Linked DNA regions of Homo sapiens: regions 1 and 3 are each linked to region 2. The links are chromatin loops, found by intact Hi-C in ENCODE. Cell type or tissue: heart left ventricle. All regions are shown on one strand. Links, peaks and the distances in the headings refer to the core of each region. The heading gives the core; the rest is flanking DNA. Region 1 overlaps ECI2-DT (ECI2 divergent transcript). Region 2 overlaps PXDC1 (PX domain containing 1). Region 3 has its middle 25 kb from the start of TGILR.

The links. Peaks named below come from ENCODE experiments on the same cell type or tissue, not always from the same donor. Only the 100,000 strongest peaks of a DNase experiment are listed, where the experiment ranks them.
Region 1: it touches region 2 in a loop (6-fold over the local background); 37 of 110 quality-filtered maps call a loop at or near these places.
Region 3: a loop joins it to region 2, with 10 times the contacts of the local background. A loop is called at or near these places in 78 of 110 quality-filtered maps.

Annotation. Positions count from the first base shown.
Region 1 is chr6:4,150,885-4,161,127 of GRCh38, forward strand. It overlaps ECI2-DT (ECI2 divergent transcript), which reads left to right. Exons shown (of 4, transcript NR_103764.1): 3 at 3,957-4,109; 4 at 4,597-6,501. The region is part of intron 2 of LOC124901246 (a long non-coding RNA gene); the gene reads left to right. Among named protein-coding and RNA genes, the nearest start is that of ECI2-DT, 20 kb to the left of the region's middle. In heart left ventricle, for the core only: CTCF peaks have their summits at 5,197 (motif pointing left) and 5,398; a DNase peak (open chromatin) is centred at 5,131; H3K4me3 peaks cover 263 bases.
Region 2 is chr6:3,736,877-3,747,119 of GRCh38, forward strand. It overlaps PXDC1 (PX domain containing 1), which reads right to left. Exons shown (of 5, transcript NM_183373.4): 2 at 1,181-1,272; 3 at 203-320. Among named protein-coding and RNA genes, the nearest start is that of PXDC1, 9.7 kb to the right of the region's middle. RefSeq lists an enhancer at 602-1,228. In heart left ventricle, for the core only: a CTCF peak has its summit at 5,683 (motif pointing right); DNase peaks (open chromatin) are centred at 5,685 and 6,345; H3K4me3 peaks cover 1,708 bases; H3K27ac peaks cover 3,570 bases.
Region 3 is chr6:3,881,936-3,892,178 of GRCh38, forward strand. No RefSeq gene overlaps it. Among named protein-coding and RNA genes, the nearest start is that of TGILR, 25 kb to the right of the region's middle. In heart left ventricle, for the core only: CTCF peaks have their summits at 3,873 (motif pointing right) and 5,706 (motif pointing left); DNase peaks (open chromatin) are centred at 6,342 and 6,671; H3K27ac peaks cover 183 bases.

The DNA.
Region 1 (10,243 bases), core at 2,963-7,962, 410 kb after region 2:
TGGTCAGATAAGATGCTTGATATGATTTCAATTTTTTGAATGTTTTAAAACTTGTTTTGTGACCTAACATATGGTCTATCCTTGAAAATGATCTATGTGCTGAGAAAAAGAATGTATATTCTGCAGCTGTTTGATAAAATGTTTTGTAAATATCTATTAGATCCATTTGGTCTATAGTGCAGATGAAGTTTGATGTTTTTCTTTTTCTTTTCTTTCTTCCTTTTTTTTTTTTTTTTTAAGATGGCGTTTCACTCTTGTTGCCCAGGCTGGAGTGCAATGGCATGATCTTGGCTCATTGCAACCTCCGCCTCATGGGTTCAAGCGATTCTCCTGCCTCAGCCTCCCAAGTAGCTGAGATTACAGGTGCCCACCACCATGCTAGAGAAATAGTTGAAAACTGTATGGTAGTAAAAGACATTAACTTATGTATTGCAGTCTATGTCAGATCGTGTAGATTAGACAAAAAATTAGTTCCTTTGCAGACCTCTCCCTAAAGCCATCACAATGCCAACTCCCCAGAGCCAACCATTTTCAACACTTTCAGTTATTTTTAAATGATAAAAATTCAAATGCAGTGATTCTAGAAGTATGGTCCAGTGGTTTCTGGAAGTCTCCAAAATCTTTTAGTTAGGATTCCTTAAAGGGAGATCAAAGTTGAGGTAAAAACTAGATACTGTTTAGACCATTTACATTTAATGTAATTATATGTTTGAATTTAGGTCTTCCATTTTATTATTTGTGTTTTCTTCCTGTCTGTCTTCTCTTTCCTGCCTTTTGTATTATTTGAACTTTCTTTTTTTTTTTTTTTTTTTTTAGCATTCCATCTGAATTTATTTTGATTTTAACCATATCTTTTCATATAAAATTTTAGTGGTTGCTCTAGGGATTTAAAAAAATACAAACTTAACACTTTAATGGCAATTTATAATCAGCATTTTACCACTTTAATTGGAATGTGTAAAACTTACCAGTAGGTTTCCTTTCTCGTTTATGTATTACATCTGCACACATTGAAAACTCCATCAGACAATGTTATACCCTGTGCTTTCAAACATCAGATATGTTTTAAAGTACTCAAAAAGAGAAGAACAGTCTATTATATTTACCCAGATACTTGCCATTTCTGTTGTTCCCTTTTATTACTGAAGTTCTGAGATTTCTTCTTGGATCATTTCCTTTCAGCCTGAAGAACTTGTTTAGCAAATCTCTTAAGTAGGTACACTGGTCAGAATTCTCTTAGTTTTCCTTCATCTAAGAATGTATTTATTTCACAGAATTCTCAGTTTATAGTTCCTTCCCTCCTTCCTTCCTTCCTTCTCTCCTTTAAAATGTTGTTCTACTTCCTTCTGGTCTCCGCAGTTTCTGATGAAAAATCTATAGTTATTCAAATTGAAAATCCTCTATTGACAATGCACTGTTTTTCTGTGGCTGCTTTAAAACTTTTTTCATTCTTTTTATTTTTCAACAATTTCATTGTGATGCATCTATGCATAATTTTATTTGTATTTATCCTTTTAAAAGTTCACTCAGCTTTTTAAATCTGTAGGTTATATCCTTTGCCAAACTTGGGAAGTCTTCGGCCATTGTTTTTTCAGACTTTTTTTCAGCACTGCACTCTTTCTCTTGTCCTCTAAAACTCCAGAGACACAAACATTAGAACTTTTATTATTGTCTTATATGTACCTGAAGCTCTACTAGATTTTTTTCAACCTTTTTTCCCTCTTTTTTTGATGTATCTTCAAGTTCACTGTTTCCTCTGTCACATCCTTTGTGGTACTGAACCCAGCTAATGTGTTTGTTTTTTTTTAATATTGGTTATTGTGCTTTCAACTCTAAAATTTCTGATTTTTGTCCTGTATATCTTCTATTTCTTTAATGATACCTTGTATTTTTGCTTTTTCTTCAAGAGTGTTCAAGATTGCTCATACAAGCATTTTAAAAGCTTTGTCAGATACTTCCAACATTGGTGTCATCATGGCACTGGCATCTGTTGATTGACTTTTCCCATACATGTTGAGGTTTTCATGGTTCTTTATATGCTGAATACTATTTGAGTGTACCCTGAACATTTTGATTATTATATATAAGACTTCAGGTCTTGTTTAAATCCTATGGAAGATGTTGACATTTTTGTTTTGGCGGGCACTTGACCTGGTTAAGTTCAGGCCTCACATTTCAACCCACCTTCTCTGAGCTGCAATTCCAATGTTAGTTCAATTTTCAAAGCCTTTCAATGCTACTCAGATCATTCCCAATTGGGTGCCCCCCGTGAGTGCTCCTTACCTAAAAGGTCAGACTGGAACCTGGGGAGACCTGTCTCTTAAGCTCAGTCCTCAAGGTCTTTTGAATGCCAATTAGGATCAGATTTAGACATGCTCAGGCCAGGGGTTAGCCAGGAGTTCATAAACCTCTTTATGGAGTTCCTTTCCCAGACACTCTTATTTTATTTATTTATTTATTTATTTATTTATTTTTACTTCTCTGGGGATAATGCTGTATGCTTTCCCAAACTCTTCTCTCTCTGCTCTCTCCTTAGCACCTCTGGTTCCCTGAGGCTTTATTTTATGGTTGTCCAGCCAGTAACTACCCACTTCTGTGACTGCCTTACAGCAGTGCTGGGAGAGAGAGGGTGAGAGAGAGAGAGAGGAAGACAGAGAGGCAACAGTGTTTGTGGCACCTTCTTGGAGCTGCGGTTCTTCTGAACTGAGAGCAAGGTTTCTCTCCCTCAGAGCTGTAGCTCCTGCAGATTCCTGTTGCTGGCCTCTTTTGCTGCTGCACCGAGCCTGCTGTGGGCTTGCCTGAGGGTTGGGGCACCAGAGAGTGGAGAAGAAGGAGAGAAAAAAAATACTGAGGGATTTCCCACACACTCTCTTTCCCTTAAAAGACTAGAGCTACTACCATGCCATAATTAGCTAAAACTTCCACTTTCTGGAAGAACTGTCATTTTCTTACAGCTATTCACTTTCTTTCAACGTTCGTCACCAACATAAACACTAGACTCTCTTTGGGTGCTGTTTTCATTAAAGAAGTGAAACTTTTATCACTTCATGATGGTCGCTGAGTATGCTAAGGGAAGCAGAGAAAAACAGGGCTGCGTCTCCCTGTGGAGACTGGAGGTGGGCAGGCCCATCGATTGGCCAAGCGGCTCAGCGTAGCATCTGCTACTAAAATCGGGCCCCAGAAAAGTTACCCATTGTGCCATAATCATGTAGGCCTCTGGAAATCCTTGAGGAAACTCCAAATAGTGAATGTTAAATTAAAAAATGACAAAGTTCCATTTGATTGTTATCATTCTTGAGAGGTAATTTCACTATGATCTGTCAGGAAACATCTGTAAGAGATTCAGCCATAATGTGTTAAGGAGAAGGTTAGAAAATCTAGGGAAAAGCTCCTATCATTTTATAGTTTCTTTGGGGATTGAAATATATCTACTGAAGCAGGCTTCAAACTAGTGTGTCTAGAAATGGGATATCTTCACCTGGGATGGGGTAGTTGCCCTTGAGCCACATGACCCAGGCATAATTACAGATTTTCAGGAGTGGAAGAGACTTGAGATGCTATCTGACCAAACCTTCTGTTTTTACAGACGAAGAAACTAAAGCCAACATGTGAAGTAAGAACCTGTCAAGGGTCATATTAGGTCACATCAGGTCATATCCTAACATGTGTTGGCATCCTTTCCCCCTGTGCTGTCTGATATGCCTGGGAGACGCCCTCCGTCCTGCTTCCCACTAGGGCTACACTGGTATGTGAGTCCTTTGGGGGCAAAATCACCCATTTTGGGAATTTTGGAAGCAGAACAAAAGTGGCAGTGTTCTGATGGTTCTAGTTAAAGATGGAGAGGGATGTGGGTCTATTGCAGACATAAAGAACTCTCTTCTGAATGGGAGGGGCAGCCCAAGACCCTGGAATTACAATGTGATGGGACAGTTCAAGTCAAGTCTTTGTTTTGGCAGGTCAAACGGTGTAAACTTTGCTGGAAGGAACCTTACTCAGAGGGCCAATCACCTGCTTCTCTAGAGTTCTCAAGCTCTCCTGTGAGCACCAGGTTGAGCTGCAGAAAGCCAGAACCAGCTCAGAAACTGAGAAATGGACATGAAGATGCCCAGGTCTGCAGATGGTTTCCATTCTGAAAAGTGATAGTCCCAAGGGGGACTGGCATGCAGTCATTCATTCAACAATTGTGCTCCTACTCTGTGAAGTATTGGGGATACAGTGCTGAGCACAGACAGACCTAGTCTCTGTCCTTTGCACCTTTCAGTGAAGGATAGGAGGTAGACATTGATGCAACAAGCACCCGAGTAAATGTAAGACCATGCAGTGATAAAGGCCGTGGAGGAAGGGCCCATGCAGGGGCAGAAAACAGAGGAAGGGGCTGGTGGAGCAGCTCCTCTAGCTCAAGGCTGAGTGGTATAAACTGTAGCTACTGCATGATCTGAACGTGTCTTAAGGAGGGTATCCCCAAAGCGGGCTCATTGGGAGTTACTGTGGAGCGCTAGTTTATTGTAATTGCCATATGTTTATAAGTAATGGAATCCTAGAATTAGAAGGAACTTCGGTCACCTTTTAATTTAATATTTATCTTTCTCAATCCAGGAAACATCTCTACAGCATCCCTAACTGGGGGTTGATCCATTCATTTCCAGACACAGAGAACAGAGTCACATTCTGCTGTTTCCATATGTACCATTTTAGTAAGACTTCTTGGGGCACAAGGCAGGAAGTTGGGGACAATATATTTGTCTGCACCAAGGCAGCCTGAGAAGAGAGAAGTGAATACTCCTGGGGTTATTCTATATTATTCACTTAATATTCTAAGTGAGTCCTCTAGGGGTACCTGAGACATGGAGTATGAAAGTACACATTCACAAAAGTACCAGCTTTAAAACTAGATTATCTCTACTATTCAAAAACACCAAGGAAAGGCCACACAATGGAGACAAAGTGCATCTGAGATCTAGCAAATTTCCCTGTTGGCCACATACTGATAATGATGTATTAAAATCAATTCTATACTGTGGGGTACTTATTTGACATTAATAGGTACCATGGTGGTTTAACATAGTTGCTGCCCAGAGAAAACGCCGCACACTCACCTACACTAAAATGAAGTCTGAGTCAGCTGCCTCCCCTCCGCCATCCCTTCCAAAGCCAATGGTTGAAAGTCACAGAAGTCCCTCTGCTGCCACCTAGTGACGACAATGTGAATACAACTACACAGCCTCCTGGGAAAGAAGTTTTGAACCACGTTTGCTTCTAAAGGAAGCCTGTAATTACCTCTGAGTGCTCTATTTTGGCTACAATTTAAAAACATATATATTTTAAAACTCTATAAACTCTTATGCATATCCCTTTTTAAGAATCTGACCTGTAATGGATGTAGCCTCACTTTCAAGAACCTAAAAGCTATGCCCCCAATTCAGGGAGTAGAACAGACAGGCTTAAGAACAGTGCCTAAAAATGCCACTAAATTTATCTTTAAAATGCCTGTGGTTCCTTAGCACTTGAATTCCGTTATGCCCCTGGGTATAGTCACCTGGATGTTAGGGGCTGTCAAAATTCAGCCCTCAGTTGGTGATCAGTAGGTTTTCCCTTTAAGTGGTTTCTGAAAGGATTTTTTTTAAAAATCTTGAAATTCTCATGTCTGGATGATGTTTCCAGTTTTGTGGAAGAATAAAAGAAAAGGGACATGAAATTCTGGCTCCCTGGGGGCAGTGGCTGTGTCTTATTAATCTCTGTGCCCATTGTACCAACACCGGTCAGTCACAGCATGTACTCAACCAATGCTGATGAATGCAGAGGGGCGAGGGGCTGGCACGCTCTTGACCCCTTATAGGGGCTGCGTCGATGGCCAGGGTTCAATGGGAACTTTCTGGTACAGTCTTGCTCTGCCAATCTTTCAAATTAAGTGCAGCACAATTGGAAGCCTCACATTCTCATAGACGGGTTGAGGAGGGCATTAGGGGCAGAAAGGCTCACATAAGGCCTGAGCGTGAGGTTTCCTGCCCAGCACTGCTGTGCCATTGCAGCCCACCTTCTTCTCACCTTTCCTTCCACACCACGGCGCGGCAGGTGCAGAAACCGTGCTGGGATTGAGGCCCTAGAGGCTGACTACAGGTCTTGGGGGCAAAACATCTGGACACACAGCTGAAGATGAGCCAAGTATATTAGTCAGGGTTCTCTAGAGAAACAGAACCAACAAGATAGAGAGATGCAGAGAGACAGAGGGACAGACAGACAGATTTAAGTAACTGACCCATAAAATCTTGGAGGCTTGGCAAGTCCAAAATCTGCAAGATGGAAGTGGGCTGGCACATTGGAGACTCAAGGAAGAGTTGCACGTTGAGTTCAAAGGCCGGCTGCTGGCAGAATTCCTTTCTGCTCAGGTGAAGTCGGTCTCTGTTCTATTAAGACCTTCAACTGATTGGATGAGGTCCACCCATATTATGAAGGGTCATTTGCTTTACTCAACATCTACTCATCTAAATATTAATCTCATTGAAAAAAAACCCCAGAAACATCCAGAATAGCATTTGACCAAATGTTTGGACAATGCAGCCTAGCCACATTAACACACAAAATTAACTGTCACAGCAAGACACCAGGGAAGCATTGGAAGATGTTAGCGGCTGTCATTGAAATGGGTGCCGTCAGGTGGACGGCAGCCATCCATCGGGCAAGAGCGGGGCAGCTGGAAGGGCCCTCCCCTCCCGTTTGCTTTCTGCTCTTCACAGCTCACGGATAGAGGAATTTTCTCAGCACATTTCCCAGGAGGAGTTTGGCACCACCATTTCTTGAAAACAGATGTCTGCAGGGATGTGTGTGTGCCTGTGAATATGAAGTCCAGAGCCTGGGACTGAGAACAGCAAGGGGAACAGGTGGCCACAGGGGAGTTGCCAGATTGCTGACTTAAGATGTGCTCCCAGGGCTGCACTGGTGTCGGTCGTGAGAGCGATCACGGTTTGTGCAACGTCTGAACTTTCTATCAACTTATGGTTTAATCAATTTGCTGTTTACTCCAGCTATTTGCAACCTCTCCTCAGTTACTTGGTGTTCAGCAGTGTAATATATCTTCATGTGTGAATATAAATATACTATTTAGTGGAAACTAAAAGGAATTGTGGAGGAAGAATTTTTTTGGATAATTTTATGTTTTCATAATGTAAAAATTAAAGATATTTGAAGAGTTGAGTATGTCAGTTTTGGGGATGCAAGAGAATGACTTCGGGACTACCATAATATTTAAAATCATCACTACTCTTTCTTTCCACCTAAGTCTCATAGCAAAAGAGGAAATTTACTTCAGTCTCTTTCTGTAGCAGAACATTATCGTGCTGTATTCCTGTGTTCACTTATCTGCGCTGGATTGTGAGTCCTTACAGAGAGAAATTGTTATGTGCTATGTTCCCAACACCTGCACATTATAGGTGGTCACTAAGTGCTTGATGAATAAATGAATGAGGGAATAATATTGTTTATTATTTTTTGCTGTTATTTATAATTGGGAGTGGGTAGGATTTGGATTATGAAGACTCTGGGAAGCCTCATAAGAACCTCAGACTCACTGGGCACGGTGGCTCACACCTGTAATCCCAGCACTTTGGGAGGCCGAGGCAGGCGGATCACGAGGTCGGGAGATCGAGACCATCCTGGCTAACACGGTGAAACCCGGTCTCCACTAAAAATACAAAAAACTAGCCAGGTGTGGTGGCGGGCGCCTGTAGTCCCAGCTACTCCAGAGGCTGAGGCAGGAGAATGGCCGTGAACCCAGGAGGCGGAGGTTGCAATGAGCCGAGATCGCACCACTGCACTCCAGCCTGGGCGACAGAGCAAGACTCCATCTCAAAAAGAAAAACCTCAGACCAGACTCAACGTGTCCAAAAAAGAGCTCACCTTGTACCCCTAGATCCTGAAGCGGCTTCCAGTAGCTCAACCTCCTCCCATCCAGTTCCATCTCTGCCAGGGATCTTTTAAAAATGCAAATCTCATTATGTCTCTTTCCTGCCTCAAACCTCCCAGTGGTTCTCCAGTCTGTCAGGAGAGGGTATAGACTGTGGCCTGGCCCGGGAAGTTCTTTGAGGTCAACCCCTGCCTACTCATCTTGCTAACTCTTATGGCTCTCTGACACTAGGCTTTTGCTCCAATCATATAAGCAACTGTATTTCCATAAAATTGCAATGTTCTTCCCTACCTCCTCACTTAACTAATTTTCACTTTACTGATCATTTCTTATTTTACTATCAGCGTCTCTTTCTCCTTATTCTTCAGGGAACATTTCTCTCCACCATCCTGTGCCACACTGTGGGGGTGTCAGTAACACCCTCTGTCCTCTCCTGGCCAAAGGAAAGGGGTGTCATTCAGCCCAGGCCCCTGGATCCTCATCTTGGGATTTGGAAATGTGACCGAAGTGACATAAAAAAAAGACATGAAGTGCGAGGAGCTCATTCAGTCAGCTCTGCAGCTCCAGCTGGGTTACCTGTGAGTCCTTGCTAGCCAGATCCCTTGATTTGCCGTGACTCCTGCCTTTGCCAAGTCTGTCTTCATAGATTCTTTCAAATGTGGTTCCATCTTGCCTGAGTTCGTCAGAGCCAGATTCTGTGCTGTAATAAAAAACCCCAAATCAACTCACCTCTCACCCTCCACAATGCAGCTTCTGGAAGATTCCAGATGCCCCAGCCTGACTGAGAATTCTCTCTCCTCTGCTCTCAAAGTCCCTTTGGGTGCTTCTACCAAAGCACTGACAGCGTGATTCTGATTTGATCGCTGGTGTCTGAGAGCTGTGAACGTCTTGATGGTTTTGGCGCCCAGCACCATTCCTGCCTCATAATTGGCACGTGATAAAGGCTTGTCGCATTCCCTCATTCAAAATAAACATAGAAGACAATCCAGAGATTGCAGCTTCACAGAAATCACAGAAGGAAATTTATATTTATAGAGACGGCATATAAAATTTTAAAACAATTTTAATGAAAATCTTGAAAATAGACATTCTCTTCTTTAAACAACATAAACTGAACAAACTCAGTCTGTTTTGGTGCCTCTGTGAGTACCCTCGGTTGCTCTGGGCTGCTGTGCGATGCTGACCGGGACTTCCTCAGAGGCCTCATCTTCTGCATCCAGTGGACTTGCAAGCCACTTTACACTTCCTGGGTGATAAGGTTTGGATTTGTGTCCCCGCCCAAATCTCACGTGGAATGTCATTCCTAATGTTGGAAGAGGGGCCTGGTGGGAGGTGATTGGATCATGGGGGCAGAATTCCCTCTTGCAGTTCTCTTGGTAGTGAGTTCTCACAAGATCTGGTTGTTTAAAAGTATGTAGCACCTCCTGCTTTCGCTGTCTTCCTCCTGCTCCCGCCATGTAAGACGTGGCCTCCTTTCCCTTCGCCTTCCGCCATGATTGAAAGTCTTCAGAGGCCTCCCCAGCCATGCTTCATGTACAGCCTGTGGAACTGTGAGCCAATTAAACCTCTTTTCTTCATAAATCACCCAGGCTCGGGTATGTCTTTACAGCAATGTGAGAACGGACTCATACTGTGGGTCTGTAGCCTCTTTCCATGGTATTATCTCATATTTTTCAATGTTTCTTTGATGCATGTTTTAAGAAATGTTAATTGAAAGCATGTCATGGGACAGGCACTGGATTACGTCTTAGAAATGCCAAGATGCACAGCCACAGTTGCTTTCTCCAGGACGGCACAGGTGAGGAGGGGGATCAAAAATAAAGGCTAGAGATAGGTGCCTGTGCTGGGTGCTTGGGGCATATAGGTAGGGTACCTGATCCACTGGGGTCAGAGAAAGTTTTCTGGAGGTGTTACCTGAGAAGAGCCTTGGGGGAAATGGGCATTATCCAGGTGAAGAAGGATTTTCTGAAGGTTCTGGACAGCTGTGTTACGAGACACCCAGCTTCTCTGCTTCTCCTGGGAACACGCGTTGTGCTTCTACTCCATGGCGCTCCTGGGAGCTGCCGCATCCATGGCATGCTCTCCCCTGCCCCCACAGCTAACTGGTGTTATGGGTGGGCTAAGTGGCCAAAAGTGAGCGTTCAGGTTGGCACACTGCCACACTGAGCCTGGAGAATCTTCCCCCAGAATGCTTTGAATTATTAGTCAAACAGAGAGTTTCTTTCTGGCAGTAAGAGCAATAAAATGTGAGATTCACGAGTTGGCCTTCATGTTTCTCGCCTTTGGAGAAAGCTGTCCCACAGAGAGGGAGAGTGCAGGCCTCTGAAGAGAGTCACAGATAGA
Region 2 (10,243 bases), core at 2,970-7,969:
ACGCAGCAGGAGTGAAAACCACAGGAGGAAACACTGCTTGGGAGAATCAGGCAACAGTCTCTCCCTGTACATTCGCATTTCTCTCGATTGTCTTTCTGGAAAAGTGTGGCCCAGCCTCAGAGACAGCCAACTGTGAGGGTTTCTGTGACATCTCAGCCTCAACAGCAGTCCCTCCCACCAACGCCTCCTTTGTGGCTCTTACCTGATATTTTGACTGGACTTTGAAAGCTGGGTTGAATTTTATGCACATTATCATTTTTTAACACCTGATCCAGAGGAGATCTTTCGAAGAAGGTGAGCACAACTTCCGATCTAGAATACTGGGGAGAAATGCAGGGATTACTAAAAACGATCAGCCTCTACACGTTGGCCCTGTCTGTCTACCAAGAGAGGGCCCCGCTCCTCCGCAGAGGCAGCCTGTGTGATGCAAACGCCCCATGAATGTCCAGATGCTCCCATGGCTGGCCGCAGGGGCGGGGCTGCCATCACTGCACAGCCCTCACATGCTCATGGCCCAGGCGGCTGAAAGGCAAGGCCTCAGCGACCTGGGCAGTGGAGGGAATCATGGCTCTGATGTGCCAGTTTCACTTGCGCCTCCCTCCCTCTATAGTCAACTGTAGGCTGTGTCCACTCTCCCCACTGGCCAGAAAGAAAGGGAAGCTTCCAGGAGCTAAGGAGGTCTGCCTGGCGCTCAAGTCCAGGTTCTTAACCACCACTCACGACGAAGCCCGCAGGCTTACATGGAAAGGGAGTTGACGGTCAAATCCGGGCAACGTGCCCCGCTGTGCTGACGCCAACGTTCTTCTTGGTTTCCACGTGTCTGTTCTAAAATCCCCTCAGCAAGACGGTGGATTCTGAGCAGAGGCAGAAAGCAAAGGCCTCCTGCAGCCAGAGGGGATCCGCACCCTTCCACCCATGCCTCCTTGCATCCCTCATTTTCACTCTTTCCCCAGGGAGGAAAAACCGGGGCCACTGGAGCCCATGAAAGCCTTCTTTCTCCTGATTACACCTGCACACCTCCACTCCGTCCCTATCGCCTGGTACTACCAGGGAGGGAACAAAACGGCTAAGTGAGACAGAGCAAGCAAGTCAACCCTCCGGGGGGATGGACGCCTTTCGCATTTGGGAGGTGCCAGCACCTCCCACCTCCCTGCCCAGCCCGGGGCCTGGCCACACTCACTTTACAGGGCATGCTTATGATCGTCTTCAGCAGCTTCTCCACCTCATTAAGCCTGGTCTCTATGTCGTGGGCTTCCTTTATGGCAACCAGTCCTAGAATTGAGACAGAAATGCTCAAAGTCAGAATAGCACACCAGGAAACGCGCTCCCAATGCAATACACAACAGGTGCCCACAAACCGCCAGGGTCGTCATCTGTAATGAGATGTCGGGAACATTCATTCAGCCTTATGCACCTATAGCCGCTTTCTGGAAGTCCTGCTCTAAGCCTCATTCCATGTTTCACCTACCCAGTGATCCATAAAGTCTGTGCAGGAGTTGGTACTGTCAATCTGAAAAGGGGATGGGAGGTGTAAGATCCCTCCAAGTGGGGCAGCCTGGCAAACTCCATAATCACCCTGGTCACAGCCAGAGCTCAGCCCAGGGCGAATCAGGCCCCACCAGCGTGGTGGCTACAGTCAGGGGTGCTGGCCCAGGACCAGCCCACCCCCAGTGACACAGGGAAGGACTCACTCTGCTGGCCACGGCTGCTCAGATCGCAGACCCCTGGAAATGGAGCCTCTGTTTAGACCAGTCATTTACATGCCAAGTTCACAAGGAAAAAAGTCAGATCTCTGCCTGGACAAAACCAAAGTGGACACGACTCATGCCACTTTCCAGGAATCTGGGCCTCTGTGCTTCTCACGGTCACCACACACCCGAGTGGCTGTCAGGCAGCATAATATTTTATTTTTAAAATACCATAGCTCGAGGCATGAAGGCTCGGGTGCTTTTCTATCTCCCCATGAGAAGCGCAGAGCAGAAGTCTTCCCATCACAGGTTCTATCCGTCGGCTTTGCAGGGATGGGGAAGTAGGTGCCCAAGGACACTGGCGTCTCCCCCACACTTGTGTGACCGAGGCTGATGCAAACGTGCCTGTGAGCGGTGATTAAACCACAAAGGCTTAAGTGCCAGAACTATTAATGGCAAAAACCGTGATTACTGCGATTACTTTTGCACCAACCTAGTATTATTGGTCACGGAGACTAACTTTTTCAGAAGTTCTGGTCTGATTTTGTTTTGCAGGGGAAAAGCCTGTTCAGTTTTCAAGCAATTCGTTGAATAGGTCTATAAGAGAGATAAAAAAAGATTTCTTAAACTTCCTGACTGAAATTAAGAGGTCCCAGAGCATACAGTCCATGAAAACTCCCACCAGGGCTCCCCAGACATAGGTCAAAGGCACTTCTGCAAGAGTGGGCTACCGCAGGGGCATCCCCATAACGGGGGTCAGTGGGGATCAGTGGAGGCCAAGAACCTTCTCCCCACTTCCTCAAGCACGTGCCAGGTGCCCATTCAGCTGGCTCACCTGGTATCCCAGCAGGCATCCCTGCTTAGCAGTGGGGCTATCTGATCCTGCCCCCTCCACTGACCTCAGCCACACAGGCCCAGGCGGCCAGCTGTGCAGGGCACAAGGGTCCAAGAGGGGCAGGGTCCGTGGTCTGTGACTCAGCCACTGGAAAACCCTGGGGCCTCTGTCCACGTGGCCTGTGCCTACGCCCAAGCACGATGCCCTGGCCGTCACCAGAGGAAGGGGCTGGACGACCCTCTGCCGTGTTCTCCAGCCTCGGCCCACCTCCCCACACGCCGGGGCAAGCAGGGTGGAGAAGGAAGAAAACGAGAAAACAACAAAAGTACCAGACTCTCCGGATGCCTCCTCCCAAGCCCTGAATTCCTTGCATAGAATTTCAAATATTTATATACCGCAATTTACATAGAATTTCAAATATTTATATACTACAAGATGTATATATGCACCACTCTTTCAACCAAAATGCTTTGATCCCCTGCTTGCTCAGGGAAGTCTACCAAGGAAAGGGGAGCCAATTCAAAATTCTTAAAAAGTTGTTTTTAAAGAGAAGACAATTATATAACTCATTCCCACAAAGTGCTTCTTTATTCTAAGACAAGCAAAACTACTGTTATATTTCAACTTTCATTACAGCTAGAATACTAGCTTCCAGTTGATCAAATGAATGACATACTAGTTGTACTCAGTTTACAAGATCGGCTTCTTGCAAAGTCAATGTATCCAGCACATGTATACCCATTTCATAGGACAGAAAGCGTGACCTAACAATTTACAGGTATTATAGAGGTTTATAATGCTTTTATCTTTGCTTTGCTGACATATCTTTGGCTACATCTTTGATTTAATTAATGTGCAGCTCTTGGTTGGGTTGATAACCTCCAAGGGTCACATTAGGGAGATAAATATATTCTGCGGTACACTGATCTCCTTTTAGTATGGCCAAACTTGGCAAATAAGACACGTGATGCCTAATTAAATACGAATTTCAGATAAACAATGGATAATGCAATAGCAGGGACAGACTTACACTAAAAACATATTTGCTGTTTGACATTCAAACTTAACTTTGGGTCCGGTATTTTATCTGCCTACGCTATCTTCTTTGTGACCCATCTTCCAGACTGAACTACAGAAAGGCAAGTGTACCTGGTCAGGCCTCTGGAAACCGTGTTAGGATTTTAGTTGGGCGTGCAGACTCTTCATGACCTGCTCCTAGCCCACCTACCTCACCAGCTCTGTGCCCTGTGAAACACACCCTCAAGCCAACCCCGAGAAACAGGCCCTCGCTTCCCAACAGCCTCCAGGTGAGCTGTCCTCCAGCCTCCTCCACCTCCAGGCTCATGATGGGGCAAAGCCCACTTAGGCAAAAGCCACCTGCTCTGTGATGATGGGACTGGCTCCTGCCTGTGGGTTCGGAAAGCCCATCCCACCCTCTACAGCCTCTTGCTCCTCTGCAATGACTGTGCCTTCACCTGGGGGTCTCCCCAGAGACTAGTGAGAGTCATAGGGCAGGAGGCACCTTAGGCTCATCTCCCTGTGACCAGCAACCAGCACAGTGCCTGGCCCATGCCAGGGATGCGATGTTCGCTGGCTGTGCTGGCAGAATACACTTGCATCAGATGAGACAGAAGTGGACAGGTGTTAGTCACTCTCCTGTGTGTGCACCAGCTGCCCTTGGGCAGCACCCCAGTCTCGGTCTTCTCGTCATCACCTCAGCCTGACCCCAGACACAACCGACCAGCAGCAGGCTCTTCGGTCACCAGCCTCGAAGGAGAGTCTCGAGGGCCAAGTGGCACTAAAACTGCTGAGCCACACTGGTTTGATTTTATTTGTGGAAATGTGCAGAACCACATTGCTTCCTTTCACCTGCTTTTATGTTTCTGAATGGAAGCCAAACTGTGTTCCTTGGGTGTGTAAACATCCTTAACAACCAAACAAAAGGAGCCTGAGAAAATTTAGATGGGGAAAGTGAAGAGCTGGAATCCCTGCCTGGAAGCACAGAAATGACGGTGCTTATTTTTTAAGCTCTAGGATTTTAGTTAAGGGCACGTCCATTATTGAATTCCCCATTCCGGCTCCCGGTGGCAACCAAGCTGGCAATCTGGATCAGCTTTCTCAGGACACTGTGGTCCTTTCTCCACGGAGACAGTTCACCTGAATGACAACGAGCGCTGATCCCTTCCCCAGGAGGGGCCGCAGCTGATTCATGAAGTGATGAATTCTGCTGAACTTACTGAAACCCACCTGACTGACAGCAGCACAACTGGGCTGCTGTTGCTCCAGCTGCTACCACCAGAGCTCCAGAGCACGGCGACAAGAACGCAGCGCGGGGCTGCCTTGAGCAGCAAACGCCTCCCCGCCCCCACTCAAGAAGTGACACTGGCAAGAGACTACAGACAGCCTGGCCTTCCTAAAATGCCAACGCTCCCATTTCCCTACTCCCCTTCAATTGTTTTTAAAATGTTTCAAATACACCAAACGGATGGGTGTATTTAATGTGGAAGGAAAACACTTTTTAAAAAAAAACTGTACAACTGTCCACTGGGACCACAGTGCAGAAATAAAAGAAATCTTCATCTTGCAATTTCTGATTGTTTTATATTCACTAAGGTTTCTCAGTTTCACAGCTGGAAACCTCAAGCTCCTGCTGCCAGCATGCCAAATTACAAATACTCAAATTTATAAAGAAAAAGTTCTGAGCAGAATCCACGCTGAAGACACTGCTTTATTTTCCAGGAACAGACAAGAACTATGAGTTTAAGAAATACTGCTTCCCCCAAAGCAAACTATTGAGTGCATCTGCGTTTCTTTCTATCCTACCTGTTGTACTCCTCCTTTGTGACTCAAGTGCTTTGGCTTCCAAATGGCTAGTGGATTCTTTCCAAATGTTGTCACCTGTTTACCATAAGCAACGATTTGAAAACTTGTTTTCAAAACTGCACTTAAATACAGTAATTTTAGATCATCTAAAACTTTTGGTTTTTATATTCCAAATATTGTTGATGGCATGACAATTCTGGGGGTTCCTGTCCGACTTGGTTTCACTGCCTGAGATCGCACGGATGAATACCGCAGGCAGGTGAAGAGGGTTGCCTATTCTGCCAAGCGAACCTGAAAACGGAAGCAGAGCCGCTTCGCTCGGGTCTTTCAGGACTGACCAGCAGGGGGCGCGCGCACTCTGCGGAAAAAGCAGGATGGCGTTCACTGCAACGCACGCTTAAGGAAGTTAGCCTCAGAGTTCACAGCCCCGGAAACTGTTCTAATTTCTGATAAATAATCACTAATACAACCTCAACTTTAAAAATTTCATCCTACACAATTTGTGACATGAGAATTTCATCCAGATGTAGCCAAACAATTAAGAATTTGAAACCAAAAAATTGGTAACACAATTGTACATAAATTCCGGTGGGCCAACTGGACACACATTTGGGGACTGAGTATCAACAGGGGGCTGCCAGCGTCACTTTTCTTCCTAAAGGAGTTAGGTCTCGAAAGCTGAAAACACAGCGTTGTATCTGTCAATTTGGGGATTAGCTGCTTTCTGCAAACACAAACACCTGATTTGTTCTTGGAATCAGAACTGAACGCGCTGGAGGCAGTACAAAAATCTGACAGTGAGAGCCAACGTTAACAAACACCGCTTCCGGATCTCAGAAACCTGGGTCCAGAGTCCCACTTTTTTGGGAATTGGAGGCTTTGGGCTCAACACTTGCGGTAACTGGCCCAGCTTCCTCCAGGGAGGACCTTGGCCATCTGACTCTAGCGGGAGGGCTTCCTGCTGCTGCAATTCTGAAACTAAAGGCAGGATGCTGGCTCGGGTGCGCTGGGAGGTCACACGTTAAAGAGCGTCCACTACCCAAAGAACAGGCCTCTCTGAGCACTCAGAGGACGCGGTTCCCACACGCACACAACAGTCGGCCCCGGGGAAATGCTCTGCAAAGTGAGCTTTAACAAACTGAGTCAAACCATAAATTACATTTATATTGTTTCCTTTCCATTTAACAAATGTGCCCATCAGCACACTACACAGATGCAGAGGTGAAGGGGGGAACGCAGCCTCATCTTGTATGCTGCACGGGAGACACACATTCTTTAAAGGTTGACTATAATACACATCTTGGAAACTAAATATCTAAAATGTTTTAGGAAAGCCTTTAAAACTTCCTAAGTACCTGTTTTCTAAATAGGCAGTCAATGCTGAAGCAGCAGCGAGTTAAGAACTGACTAGCTGGTTATTCAATGCATAACTAAGCAACCCAGGGAAGTTCTAACTCCCTGGGAACCTGAGGCTGCTCTTCGCTATCCGAGACTGACACGTTTCCACCTGTGGAGTGTCACGCAGTATAACTGTACAAGGAGAGCGAGATTGCGGCTGTGTGGACACCAGGACAGAAGGCCTCCCCCACACCTCCACGCTGCAATGCATCAGGGGCGCCCAGCGGCTGGTCCACAGCCACCTCTCCTCTACATCTTTTCAGGAGTGAAAAGCTGAGCTGAGAATGCAAGAGGAAGAGATGGAAGTGGCTGAGGAAAAACAGAACACCCGGAGGACCCAAGCTGGGGGCTGAGGGAAGTCTCTCTTCCTCCCTCTGCAGCAGTGGCTGCCTTCTGTACCTGGGAGGTGGCTCCTAGAGCGACTGGGAAAGAAATGTTTGACTTAAACTTACTGAGCTCTGCTCTGCTCTTCCCGTAATCCTGCCTTCTCTAGGCTTTTTCATTATTTTCCCCACTAAAAGCCAAATCCTCTTCCTAAATTTTAGACTCAACATTCTCCAACAGCCATCCACTTAGCCAGTCCGTCCTGCAGCATCACAGGTTCCCAGGGGGAGCAGCCCACTCAGGCAGGAAGGAAGCACTTCAGTCGCTCTTCCCAAAGCACCCATGGCTCCTCCTCCACCAGGCTGGGGATACCACGGCCAACAAGATGGGATCCCGGCCTCCTGGCACGTCATGCTAGCCAGGAGGGCCAACAGGAGGCAAACACAGACCACAGACTGTCCCCTGCCTGGCAAATCCAGGTGCCAGGAGGATGCACAGCAGGGGATCCCCCCCACACTCCCGGGCAGGAGGCGGCCTGAAGGGTGAGCGGATATAAGGGTGAAAGGGGTTGGGGAAAGAGGGAGTGAGATGGGGAAGGTGGAGGGCAGGGGTGGGGAGAGCTGAGACCAGAAAAGGACAAGCGTGGTCTCACAAATCCCGGGAAAGGGCCTTGCCCATGAGGGACAAGGAGGCAACGGCTTCCCACGGAGGTTCTGGCTACAAGAACTCTGTGCACTTGGCAATTCTTGTTTTTATTTATTTATTTATTTGAGACGAAGTCTCGCTCTTGTCACCCAGGCTGGAGGGCAGTGGTGCAATCTCAGCTCACTGCAAGCTCCGCTTCCAGGGTTCAAGTGATTCTCCTGCCTTAGCCTCCCGAGCAGCTGGGACTACAGGCATGCGCGCTACCAGGCTCGGCTAATTTTTCTATCTTTAGTAGAGACGGGGTTTCACCACGTCGGCCAGGCTGGTCTCAAATTCCTGACCTCAAGGGATCCACCTGCCTCGGCCTCCCAAAGTGCTGGGCTTACAGGCGTGAGCCACCGCGGCAGCCATTCTTTCTTAGGATCAGGCCTAGATCTTAGGATCTTTCTTAGGTAACCCAAACCTGGCCCACACCCAGCACCAATTCTAGTTTCTGGACGAGCAAGGCCACAGGCCTAGTCCGTAGGGATCCCACTGAAGTTCGGTGGTGACCTCCCTCTTTGTGGGCTCCCTCTTTAGCCAGGGCAGGGGTATTCTCCCAGGGTATATGGGGGGGCCACACCCAGAAGAGGGCGGGCACATGAGTGGGCCAGTCCTGCCAAGCGGCTCGCTGCTCTCAGGAGCCAGCCTCCAGCACTCTCCCGCAGACCACTGTCATCAAGGGCACGTGGCAAGTGCCAGGGCAAAGAGCAAATGGTCCCAAAGCCAGCAGCCCGTATATGCCCAGCTTGGTGCTGGGCACTCTACGGATACCACTGCTTTCGGTACTCACAACGGCCCTGCGTGCGGATATTATTACTGCTATAGCATCAACAGTGCACCCGAGGCTTGAGGAACTTGCCTGGAATGACATGCAGGTGGCAAAGCCAGCATCCAATCCCCTAACCCCACCTGTCTGGGTCCAAAGCCAGTGCTTTCAGCCTGAGCCTGACCCCTCCTATTAAGGCCTGACTGTGTTCCCAGGTGGGGAGATCCCTGAGCCTGACCCCTCTCACTGTAACTGAGCTGTGTCCCAGGTGGTTGACCCCCAAGCTGACCCCTCCTACCATGACCCAGCTGTGTCCCAGGTGGGTGATCCAGCAATCTGGCAAGGCCTTGATCTTCTATGATGAGACTGACAGCTGCCACCTATCAAAGTATGAACTGCAAGCTCTTCCCTCCCCCTCTGCACCCGCTGTCCACCATGTGTTTTCTGCTGAGTCTAGGTTAAACATCAGCAAGGTTTCTTAACAATGGGAAGAAACCCTTGCAGGTGTAAGTTGGCAAAAGAGTTACGTGGTCTGTCTGATGTCCCCATTTCCTGTGGGATGGGGCAAGAGGGGGCACAGCTAGAGGTGTCTGTCTGCAGAAGAATGTCACCACATATGGTGTGCGTTCAGCTCCTCTCGCCACCAAGCAGGGAGCTCAGATCAAGGTGCTCCTGAGCTGAGTCCCTGGCCTGTTCTGTGAGAAAGCTGCAGCTTTTCAGTGCCAACTGCCACCGTGAAAGGCAGTAGCCCTGGAAGCAGGTCTGTCTGTGGAAGTGTCCAGTCTCCAGCTGGGAAGTGAGCTCAGGTGTCGCCTGGGGCCCAGGGGCTCAGTCTGAGATCTGTCGGGGGGGCAGCAAACCAAACGCAGCTCAGTGGCCATTTATGGAAAAGGAAGAGGATCCCAGGTACAGCAGGATGGGGGAAGCAGAGTGGGCGGCGGGGTTTGGGCTTGGCAAAGAAAAGCAAAACAGAAGGAAGAAAGAGGAAGAGGAGGCCGCGTGAAGGTGGGTGGCCCCATGGGAGCCCTGGCAGGGCACCCCCAGTGCAGGGTGACTTGGCCAGGTCAACAGAGTCAAAAATAGGTCTGTGAGTCAGAAAGGAAGATCCAAGTCCCCTGAGAAGTAAAGCTGCCCCTCTGGGTGGGGCAGAATGACGCAGGTGAATTCTGCACGGGGGTGGAGCTATGGTTGAAGGCAAAGGGCAGGCCCAGCCAGCACCCCACTTGCAAGGGCCCACTGGATGGGGCAGAGATGGTGCCTCTGTGCCCCTGCTCTGCTGCCCGGGACTGGTGTGGCCCATGATCATTTCTGAGCCACTGTCACTAAGAAAGTAAACTCCGTGGCTTTGCAGTTGGCCATCGGGTGGGATTCTCCCTTATGTTTCAGGGTAACACAGGGCTTCTCCCCTCACTGTCCACCCGAGAACAGCATGAGCAGGTTCAGGCCCTGGGATCAAATCACGCATCTTCCTAGAGCTGTCAGGGTTGTGGGAGTCTGGTAGTCACATCTGTGTCCAGCCCTTTTCTGGTAATGTCCCAGATGCCAGTCCCCTGGTACTCGGATCTCAAATCTAAGACGACAGTCTCCTAGCATGCAGGTAGATGAATGTCTTTGGTGATAAAGATGAGCACAGGCAGGTACATTAGCACCACATGGGCTGGCGGGCTTGTGATCATGGCCTTACTAAGAGAAAACGCTAAAATGCCGCCTCCCAAGCTGCCC
Region 3 (10,243 bases), core at 2,791-7,790, 140 kb after region 2:
AAAAGTCAGATGTTGCAAACAGGTCACACTGCTTTGCCGAGACCAGCTCGGTCAGGGAGACCCTAATCCAGCGGCGCTAGAGGAATTAAAGACACACACACAGAAATACAGCACGTGAAGTGGGAAATCAGGGGTCTCACAGCCTTCAGAGCTGAGAGCCTTGAACAGAGATTTACCCACGTGTTTATTGACAGCAAGCCAGTGATAAACATTGTTTGTATAGATTATAGATTAACTAAAAGTATTCCTTATGGGAAACAAGGGATGGGCCGAAATAAAGGGATGGGTTCTGGCTAGTAATCTGCAGCAGGAGCATGTCCTTAAGGCACAGATCACTCATGCTATTGTTTGTGGTTTAAAAACGCCTTTAAGCGGTTTTCTGCCCTGGATGGGCCAGGTGTTCCTTGCCCCCATTCCGGTAAACCCACAACCTTCCAGCATGTGCGTCATGGCCATCACGAGCATATCACAGTGCTGCAGAGATTTTGTTTATGGCCAATTTCGGGGCCAGTTTATGGCCAGATTTTGCGGGGGGGCCTGTTCCCAACACTGCTTGATCCCATACTCTCTCCAACCTCACACATAGCATGCACTGAAAGCAAACTCACAAAGTCAGCAGCATGGTACATTTCCTTTAATTTAGGAAAGGAACTGAGTCCAGACTAAATGAGGAACCTCATGCCTCTCTGGTGTCTCAATTTCCCACCTAACTATTGGGATCTGCAAAGTCAACATTTTTAAAGAATCACATGCTCCTTGTATAGACGGAAGGAACACACCAGAAGAACCTGGACAGGTTTTAATCCTTTGAGAATTAAAGTCCCAAACTGCACCAAAAAAGATAATTCTGCAGTCTTTCTGGAAGCTTCTCTCCTCATAAATCTGTTGCCATTTAACAGGGTGATGAACATGACATTGATTCTAGGGTTTCCAATAGACACAGTGGGTCATAGGTACAATTTTGCTCCTTTCACTCCGGGAGTCTTAGGCACAGCTGTGTCCAAAAGGATTTGCTGCCCTTTATTTGGGTTTGCAAGGATGTTGTATTTCTCTGCATTGCAGATTTCCACAGCTTTGTGAGCAAGCCATAATTATTTCCAGACAAGATGCTGGCTCAGATGACTGCCTCATCCCTAATGTGGCTTCTCAGTTTCGCAAGAGGAAAACCCAGAACTTTCCTCCCTGTGCCTTCTGTGCCTCCTGGTAACGTGGCAAAGAGAAATCACAACTAGGAAAGAAGTCGTCATTTTAGGCGATGATAAAGCATTCCCAGAATAAAATAACTTGTTCAAATTCCAAACCCACATGTATAGAAACTATAATTTTTGTTTTGTTCTGTTGTTTTTTTGAGACAGAGTCTTGCTCTGTTGCCCAGGCTGGAGTGCAATGGTGTGATCTCGGCTCACTGCAACCTCCGCCTCCCGGCTTCAAGTGATTCTCCTGCCTCAGCCTCCCGAGTAGCTGGGATCACACACACATGCCACCACGCCTGGCTAATTTTTTATATCTTTAGCAGAGACAGGGTATCACCATGTTGGCCAGGCTGGTCTCAAACTCCTGACCTCATGATCCACCCGCCTCAGCTTCCCAAAGTGCTGGAATTACAGCTGTGAGGCACCACGCCCGGCCAAAACTATAATTTTCTGTGTGGATGGCAACTTTCTTCCACAAACAGAATAAGGGGTGATTGTGCCAATGGTTTCTGCTCTTGAAATATACCTGGGTCTGGAGGCAAGTCTGCAATGATAGAACATTCAGCAGCCCATCTGTGTGTGAAAAGCCTGCCATACGGCAAAGAACGAGCAAACTGGAGAACCACACCAACCCATTTCCATTCCCCAGCCCTCTGAAAACCCACAAAGAGAAGTTCAGTTGGGCAGCTAGAGCTTGCTGGGAACTAAGGAGTCCACTGAGTGACCATAAGCACTGAAGAGCTTGCATTTGCATTGGCTTTCCTTAAAGATTTGGTTTTAAGTAGCAAAACAAATACAAATTCAAGAGACATCTTGCTTAAAAAAAAAAAGGTGGAGGGGAAGGTGGTATTTATATTGCCACGTCAATTTTTTAATGCACTTTAAGATGAAAGAAATGTCCATTAAAACAGGGAATAATAACCAGTCCCTAAAGATCCATTTGCAGCTCTTTTCACTTCCTCCAGAGTGAAAGAAATTCCAGTTTCATGATGTCACTGCCTTAGCCAGATCTTTCTGAGGATGCAGCTGCTCAGATGCACACAGGTTCTGTTTGTGCAGTTTCCTCCTGTGTTTCCCAGAGGCGAATGAGGAGGACGGGCCATGGCAACATTCAACAAGCTGGCCTCACCCAGCACATACACACCTGCCATCTCTGCAGTTCTGACCTTGGCTAGCCTCACTCCACTGTCTAGCTTTAAGCCCCATCTTCATCTTTGAGCAGTGGCTGGAAGTTACAGCTGCAGCAAATGTGCAGAATATGAAAAGAATTTAGAATAGAATTAGACCAGAAACGATGTTGTTAAATCCAGCCATGTGCTACAGAGACCTGGCAAGGTTGCAGGCATGTCTAAGTGTACAGAAGCAGGTGACATATGACCGAATGTAGGGGCCAGGACTAGGAGCTGACCTTTGCAAGACAGTGACTTAGCAAGTACAAAATCAACAAAAATCATCCTGACCTCTCTACTTCTAACTCCTGCACCCAAGCTAACATCCCTGCTCATGATGCAACCTCGGCCAGCTGGTAAGGAGGCCCCAAAAATTCACTTGAAAATTCAACTCCAAATTTATTCGGAATCTTTTTTTTTTAGTGGGAAAATGACTTGTAATCCTGAAAAGAGACAGCATTAAGTGTAGAAATGATGAAGATGAATCAAATCTATTTCTGATATCTTGGGGTTAGGAGGTAATCTGTGGATATTTGGCCTTTTCCTTATTTGTTACATTTAAGAGGATTTTGTGTGCTGGAGTGTCAGTCAAACTTGTAATTCTAACTTAAACTGTGGAGCTAAAAAGTTGATGTAGACTATAATTTTATGTTGATATTTTAAGAGAATTTAAAATTTATTATATGTCTAGATTTTGTTATATTTACAGGAATTATTACTTAAGTACTTGGGAAGATTTTTCGTTGTTGTTAATCAGACAATTAAGGAAGTCAAATGATTACATTTACAAAGGCTGTTCAAAAAGCTTAATGCAATTAGTGTTTGTTGATGGGACCAAAGTTAATCAAAGGCTCCCTTTAAAAAGTATTAAATATTACTAGATTAATTTTAAAAAATAATATTTGCAGGTTGAACGGCATGTAGAAATGACATGAAGAACACTGCCAATGTGTTAATTAGACAACATTTACCAATTCTTATTATGAGAGTATTTCTTTCAAGGCACTTTACCAAATATCACATTTTCTTTCATTGAAAGGATCGTTTCAGCCTTGACTGATGTGCACGTGCTCACAACAGAGGCGAAGGGCCGTAGAGTGAAGGCCCAAGGCTGCCACTGGTTAGCCTGTGGACTCGAGTCTCAGTTTTCTCATCTGTAAAATGGCATAATAATAAATACATCATGCAGCCAACGGCAAGGACGGGATGAAATGTTGTGGGTAAAGAAAGCCCCCTGCCAACTACCTGGCCCATGGCAGGCACCCCACAGACAGTGCTTGTGATTGTCACCTCACTGTGAGACCTACAGTAATAGTCATGTAATACTCTTTTCCTCTGGGCCATTGTTTTCTTGGATTATATTGACAACTTATATTGTAAGGAAATCTCCCAGAGTGACCCTGTTAAGATGTCAGAAATATCATAGCACATGTCAGCTTGAAGCCCTTTGATGGCTTCGTCTTGGTCAGAAGAAGAGCCGAGGTCAGACTGTGGCCTCCAGGTCCCCCAGCAGGTGGCTCAGTGCTTTCCTGGGATACACTAGGCCCTTCCATGGCAGGTCTTTGTGACAGCTGTTCCCTCTGCCTGGAAGCTCTTCCTTAAGAATTCTGTGTGACTCACCTCTTCCACTTTCAGGCCTCTGTTTGAATGTCACCTGAGCCCCCTGTTTAAAACTGCACCCCACCCAACAGGCCAATCCCAGGAATAAGTGCATCCTTTGTGTCAAAAGGGGTGGTCTGAAAGCTTAAGAAATGGTAAAAGGATTCTCCTCATGGCTTATACTTTGTTGCTAGGCTGCAACTTTTTTTTCTTTTGAGACAGAGTTTTGCTCTTGTTGCCCAGGCTGGAGTGCCATGGCACGATCTGGGCTCACTGCAACCTCCGCCTCCCAGGTTCAAGAGATTCTCCTGCCTCAGCCTCCCGAGTAGCTGGGATTATAGGCACACGCCACCACGCCCAGCTAATTTTTGTATTTTTAGTAGCAACGGAGTTTCACGATCCTGGCCAGCCACCGCGCCTGGCCTGCAATTTGTTTTTAAGTCCTCTTATGAAGTTCAGAGACCAACGATCCTTCTCTTGTAAATTGACAGTTGTTTGCTGCTGTGTTCCTAATATCTAAAACAGCGCCTGGCACCCAGAAACAACCAAGGATTTGAAGGAAAGAGTGGGCCAAGACTCAGGCAACGTAGGTTTTTATCCCAATTCTGAGACATGCCTGCTTTGTGACTTTGTAGAAATCATGACCTTCTTGAGTCTTCATTTCCTTCTCTCCAAAACGGACCTAACAATCTGTCTCCTGGTGTCTTGAAGGGGCTGCAGGCAGGATAGAGATGTAAGTGCACATGTATTATAAGGCCCTGCAGAAACAGGACGGATTATTGTCATTAGCTGGTGACATTTGCAAGGACTGCCTACATGCATACTGTTTTAAATGCTTTTGAATTGGGAATTGTCTCCCCTGTGGCCTTTGTATGAAACGAGATTCTACATCAAGTGTGACAAACATCTCCAGCACCACTGAGTGTTCGGCCCTGTGGCACGACATGAGGAAGGGGGAAGGATGGCCCATTGCAAATTTTCTCAAGACTGGTGAAAATTGGGGTCAACTGGAATATTCTGGAGATCTATCAATGAGGCCAGATTAGCATCATTGGAATTTGCCTCATCCTATAAATTCCTGGGCAGCATCCTCTTGGAAGGATTGTATTGAAGGAAAGAGACTTGATAAAGTACATTACTTCTGATAATACAACAATCCCATGAGTAAGCGCACTCCTTGCGTCCAAAAGGTGGTGAAAAGACTTCCACAGGATTCTCCTCATGGTTTATACTGGGTACCTCAGTCTGCAATTTTTTTTTTTTAACTCCTCTCATGAAGTTCAGAGACCAAGGATCTTTCTCCTGCAGATTGACACTGTTAATCACAAACAAGCCCAGGGTTGTGTTCAGAGACAAAGTCAGTGTGACCGGTGACTGTTACAGCAATACAAAATAATGGCAGCAGTCCCACTAGCCGAGGCCAGCATCGAATAGGGCAAGTTACTCAAACACGTCACCCTAGCGACCACTCCAAACACCTGTGCTTAAACTAACTTAGGGAGCCCGGTTTTGCAGGATGTGCAACCACGTTGTGCCCCCTAGGGCTCACCAGACTTTAGTACCTAATGCAGCTACCCTCACCGTGGCCCAGGTTCCCAGGGAAATAAAACATGTAAGTTGCCAATACAGGAAACAGAAGTCATCCTCATTGCTCTGCAGGGATTTAAAAATTACAAACTTTTCATTAGCAGGAGCTAAGAACAAGAGATGAGTGCCATCTTGTGGAGAGACCCACAGACACGCATGGAGTTGTACCCCAAGTTCTCTCCCAGTGCAAGCATTCCCCAAACTCACCCCCTCTTAACCATCTCCTGAGTCAAATGCACTTGAGCACATAGTGCACAGTGCTCTTTCAACTTTTTCAAAATAGCAACAGTTTAACAGCTAATAACCTTAAGCTCCCTCACAGCAGCCTGAGGCCTACCGGAAGCTCTCTAAGGACGCTGCACCATGTTGTCCTCCCATCACCGGGCAGCCCATCTCCTCAGTTTGTTGGCCTCCCAGTTGGTAGAAGAGAGAGGGTAATGGTCCTTTTGCTCATGCAGCCTCTCCCCCTACTTCAATGCTCACCATTTGGTTTCATGAGAGAAACCTTCATTACATATTACACATCACATAGGTGCTGGGGATACCAAAATAACAATGACAGGCTGGCAAGGGGTCGGGTAAACAGACATGTAAGTGACAAGCGCTGTGATTGTGCAGAGCAACAGGGCAGAGAGCTGAAGAAGGAGGGAGAGAAGTCCTGGGGCTCTGTCTACAGAGCAGCCATCACTGAGGGTGCGCCACTGCCCCCCGTGTTCCCTGGGGCCCCAGCAGACTCCTTTGAGTGCTAGTTGGAGCAGGAGCTGTGGCCACGTTGACCAAGACCGTCCTCGAGAGGAACCTCTGCCCTCCTTGGCGAGGCTGGTCTGGGTGTGGACACTGCTTTTCCTCTTAGTTCTTCTGAGGCAAGGTTTTCCAGTAGAAATGTTTACTAGGTGACTAAAGGAAAAAACAAAAGCAAACAATGAAATACAGGGGCATATAAAGGCTAGCCTGCAAACAAAGGTGCCACACCCCAACATGACAGACACTAAACTCCAGCACAGGCCAGCCTGACGAGGGTGGCTTCTTAGTATGTGAATCTCTTTGCCATCTTCACCTCATACCTGTGTCCAGGGGCACGAGGCCAAGCTGCAGACAAGCCCAGTGAAGGCAGACTGGGCTTACGAGACTCATGGCCTACTGAGACCTGCAGTACATTCCAGAAGCTGCTTCCTAAATTCTGCTCTCGGGCGGGCTCGTGGCATCCACACCCCGGTTTCCACTGCAGTCTGCCCATCCTGGCCCTGAAAGTGGAAGGTCTTCCAGTTGTTGTTGGCTTTGTTGTCATTGTTTTTAAGGTCAATGGACATTTGAGTTGCGTCTGAATTTGGCAAAGATTTATTTTGGTTATGCTGGTATGAAATCTGTTTTCTAATTTATTGTATTTCTCAATCTCATCTCAAGGGGAGATATTGTGAAATATATATTTGTTCTTCATCCCGTTTCCTGGCATACAGCTCCTAAAATCCTGGGAATCTCCAAGTGTCTTTTTATAATTGACTTTTATGATGTCTTTTCATATGCTAATGATTGACTGATGGCTGGGCTCCCTAGACTGTTTAAGGAAAGTCTGTTCTCCAGAAAGACCAAGGCAGGATTAGAGGTTCAGGACTTCCAGCTCCAACCCTCAATGTCCAAGGAGTGGAGGGAGCTGGGGGTTAAGTTGATTACCAATGGCCAGTGGTTTTGTCAATCATGCCTACATAATGACGTGTCCATAAAAGGCCCAAAAGAACAGAATCTGGAGAGCTTCCAGGTAGGTGATCAGGTGGAGGTTTCCGGAGGGTAGCAAACCCCTTCCCCCATACCTTGCCCTACACATCTCTTCTTCTGTATCCTTTGTAATGTCCTTTAAGTAAACTGGTAAAGGTATTTCTCTGAGTTCTGCGGGCCACTCTAGCAAATTAATCAAACCCAGAGAGGGGATTGTGGGAACCCCAACTTGAAGCTAATAGGTCAGAAGTTCCGGAGGCGCAGAATTGTGACTAGTGATTGGGGTTAAGGATGGCAGCCTCAGACACTGAGCACTGTGAGATCTGACACGACCTCCAGGTAAACAGCATTGTAGTTGAATTAGAGGACACCCAGCTGGTGTCCCCTGAAGAACTGCTTGCTTGTTTGCAGCTGGGGAGAAATCTCCCGCATTTGTTCACAGAAGTCTTCATCTGTGTTGATTGTTGTGTTGTTGAGTGAGAAAATAGGAAAACGCACTTGCAGCTTTTGTGTTTTTTCCACACTAACACCCTGAAAAAAATGAAATCCTGTGCCTCCCAACCAACTGAACCAATCCCCTCTTGGCCAGGGGTATCCCAGGGAAATGAAAACTGAGTTCCCCACCGTGACCGTTGGGAGGTCGGACAGGCCCCTGCTAACCCCCCTTAGGCTTTCTTCCCTAAGGTTAAACAGAAACCAGCCCTTTGGAAAGACCACCCAGATATCAACCAACCACCTACCACTGCACCTCTTTTGAAGTTTGGACGAAACAATCCACCAGTATTCCTTCCTGATAAGAGACCACCAACCACAGAGTGGTTCCGGCTGGCCTACGGAGGATGCACAGAGAGGGTTTTTGTGTTCCCTCTTCATCTTTTGATGTCAGAGGGCGAATACTCAACCCCATCATGTTGACGCTGCCATTTTTTGAATGTAGAGAGGCATCGTGCTTGGTTGCGCATTCGCAGGTTACCTCTCTCATAAATATTTATGATCCTCCTGTAGCTTATTGAATATGTATATTTGGCCACCCGTTCAGCATAAATTCCTTATTCTTCCCACCCTTGAAGTGTCTGTTTCTGGATTCTGGCCGGAGGCTATGCTTCCTGCCTGTCAGAATGGCCACCTGGCAGGCTGCAACCCTTTATAAGAAATGAAGCTCTCCTTTCCAAATTTATGAACCTTGTTATTCTTCCGCTGACACTCCTCTTTATATGGACTTAATTGGGACCGATAAATTTAGTGTGGGGCAACTGGAAATATAATGAAGCAATGATGAATTCTAGAAGTTATCCTTGAGATTGTATTCACTTAGTAAAAATACAGGGCAGAATCGGAAGTAAAGCGGTACTCTCAATACAATGAGTAGTCCACAAGCCATCTAAACAAGAGGTCGCAGTTCTGGTTTTGGAACAAAATTCAGGCATGAGTCTGAATCCCAGCTCTGCTTTTCTAGCTGCGCCTGACTAGTGCAAGCCACTTCGCCATGTGAGTATCTTAGTCCATCCACACCATATAACAAAGCACCGTAGACTGGGTGGCTTATAAGCAACAGACATTTATTTCCCCCAGTTCTGGAGGCTGGAAGTCCAAGATCAAAGTGCCAGTGGATCTGGTGTCCGGTGAGGGCTACTCACACATTCTTGCTGTGTCTTCACATGGTGGAAGGGGCACACCAGCTTAAGGGAGAGAATTCACCCTTCCCATCCCCTTTGGCCCCTTCTTCTTCCACTATGTGAGGACACAGCAACAAGGTGCCACCCTGGAAGCAGAGAGCAGCCCTCACCAGGCATCAGATCTGCTGATGCCTTGATCTTGGGTTTCCCAGCCTCCAGAACTGGCAGAAGTAAATTTCTATTATTTGTAAATTACCCAGTCTCAGATATTTTGTTATAGCAGCACAGATGGACTAAGACACCAGGCTAGAGAACAAGGTTTCTCAAAAGTGTGGTTTCTGCTCCACATCAATAAAGGCCGCCTGGGCTCCTTGTGGAAGATGCAGATTTCCAGGTCCCATCCAAGAATTTTGAAGCCAAATAGCCAGAGTCAGGCCCCAAATCTGCATTTTGAAGAAGTGCTCGCTGATGCACATGTGCACCAAATTTGGGGCCTCTGTTTCAGAGGGAAGGCAACAAGTTTGCAGCGTGTGAGTTCTAAGTCCTGCAGCACATCACCCTGGACCCTGTGACCCCAGGGAAACACAAATAAATCACTCATCACTTCTTCCACTTACTGACAATAAAAATAGTTCTTGTGGGCTGAGCACGGTGCCTCATGCCTGTAATCCCAGCACTTTGGGAGGCCAAGGTGGGTGGATCACTTGAGGTCAGGAGTTCCAAACCAGCCTGGCCAACATAGCAAAACCCTGTCTCTACTAAAAATACAAAAATTAGCCAGGCGTGATGGCATGTGTCTGCAATCCCAGCTACTCAGGAGGCTGAGACAGGAGAATCACTTGATCCCAGGAGGCAGAGGTTGCAGTGAGCCAAGATCGCACCACTGCACTCCAGCCCGGGTGACAGAGCAAGAGTCCATTACAAAAAAAAAAGAAAAAAGAAAGAGTTCTTGTGAAAAACTGTTGGAAAAAAAAATCTTTTAAAACACTTTGTACCTGCACATAAGCTGTGCTCACTACTGATGCCAACCCCAAAAAACAGAAACATCCAGAACCCAGAGTTGATGTGGAAGGCAGGGGAGAGGGGAAGGCAGCCCTGGCCCTGCAGTGGCCACTACAGCCAGACCCTTAGCTGTTAGATACACCAGGGTGACCTGGAAGACTTGGTTTGAACAAAGGGCTTCTTTTGTTTTTAACCTACTTTTTGTGATAAATGACTGTCTTTAGTTTCCTAAAATAAATCCACATTAGCGCCGAGTTGACAAAAATGCCCTGGTTGGGCAACATTGCGGAGCAGCAGATTTTGCTGTTAAGGCCAAACTGCCTCCACACCTGTTCTTAGTGCAGCTCTTCTCACTGAATACCTG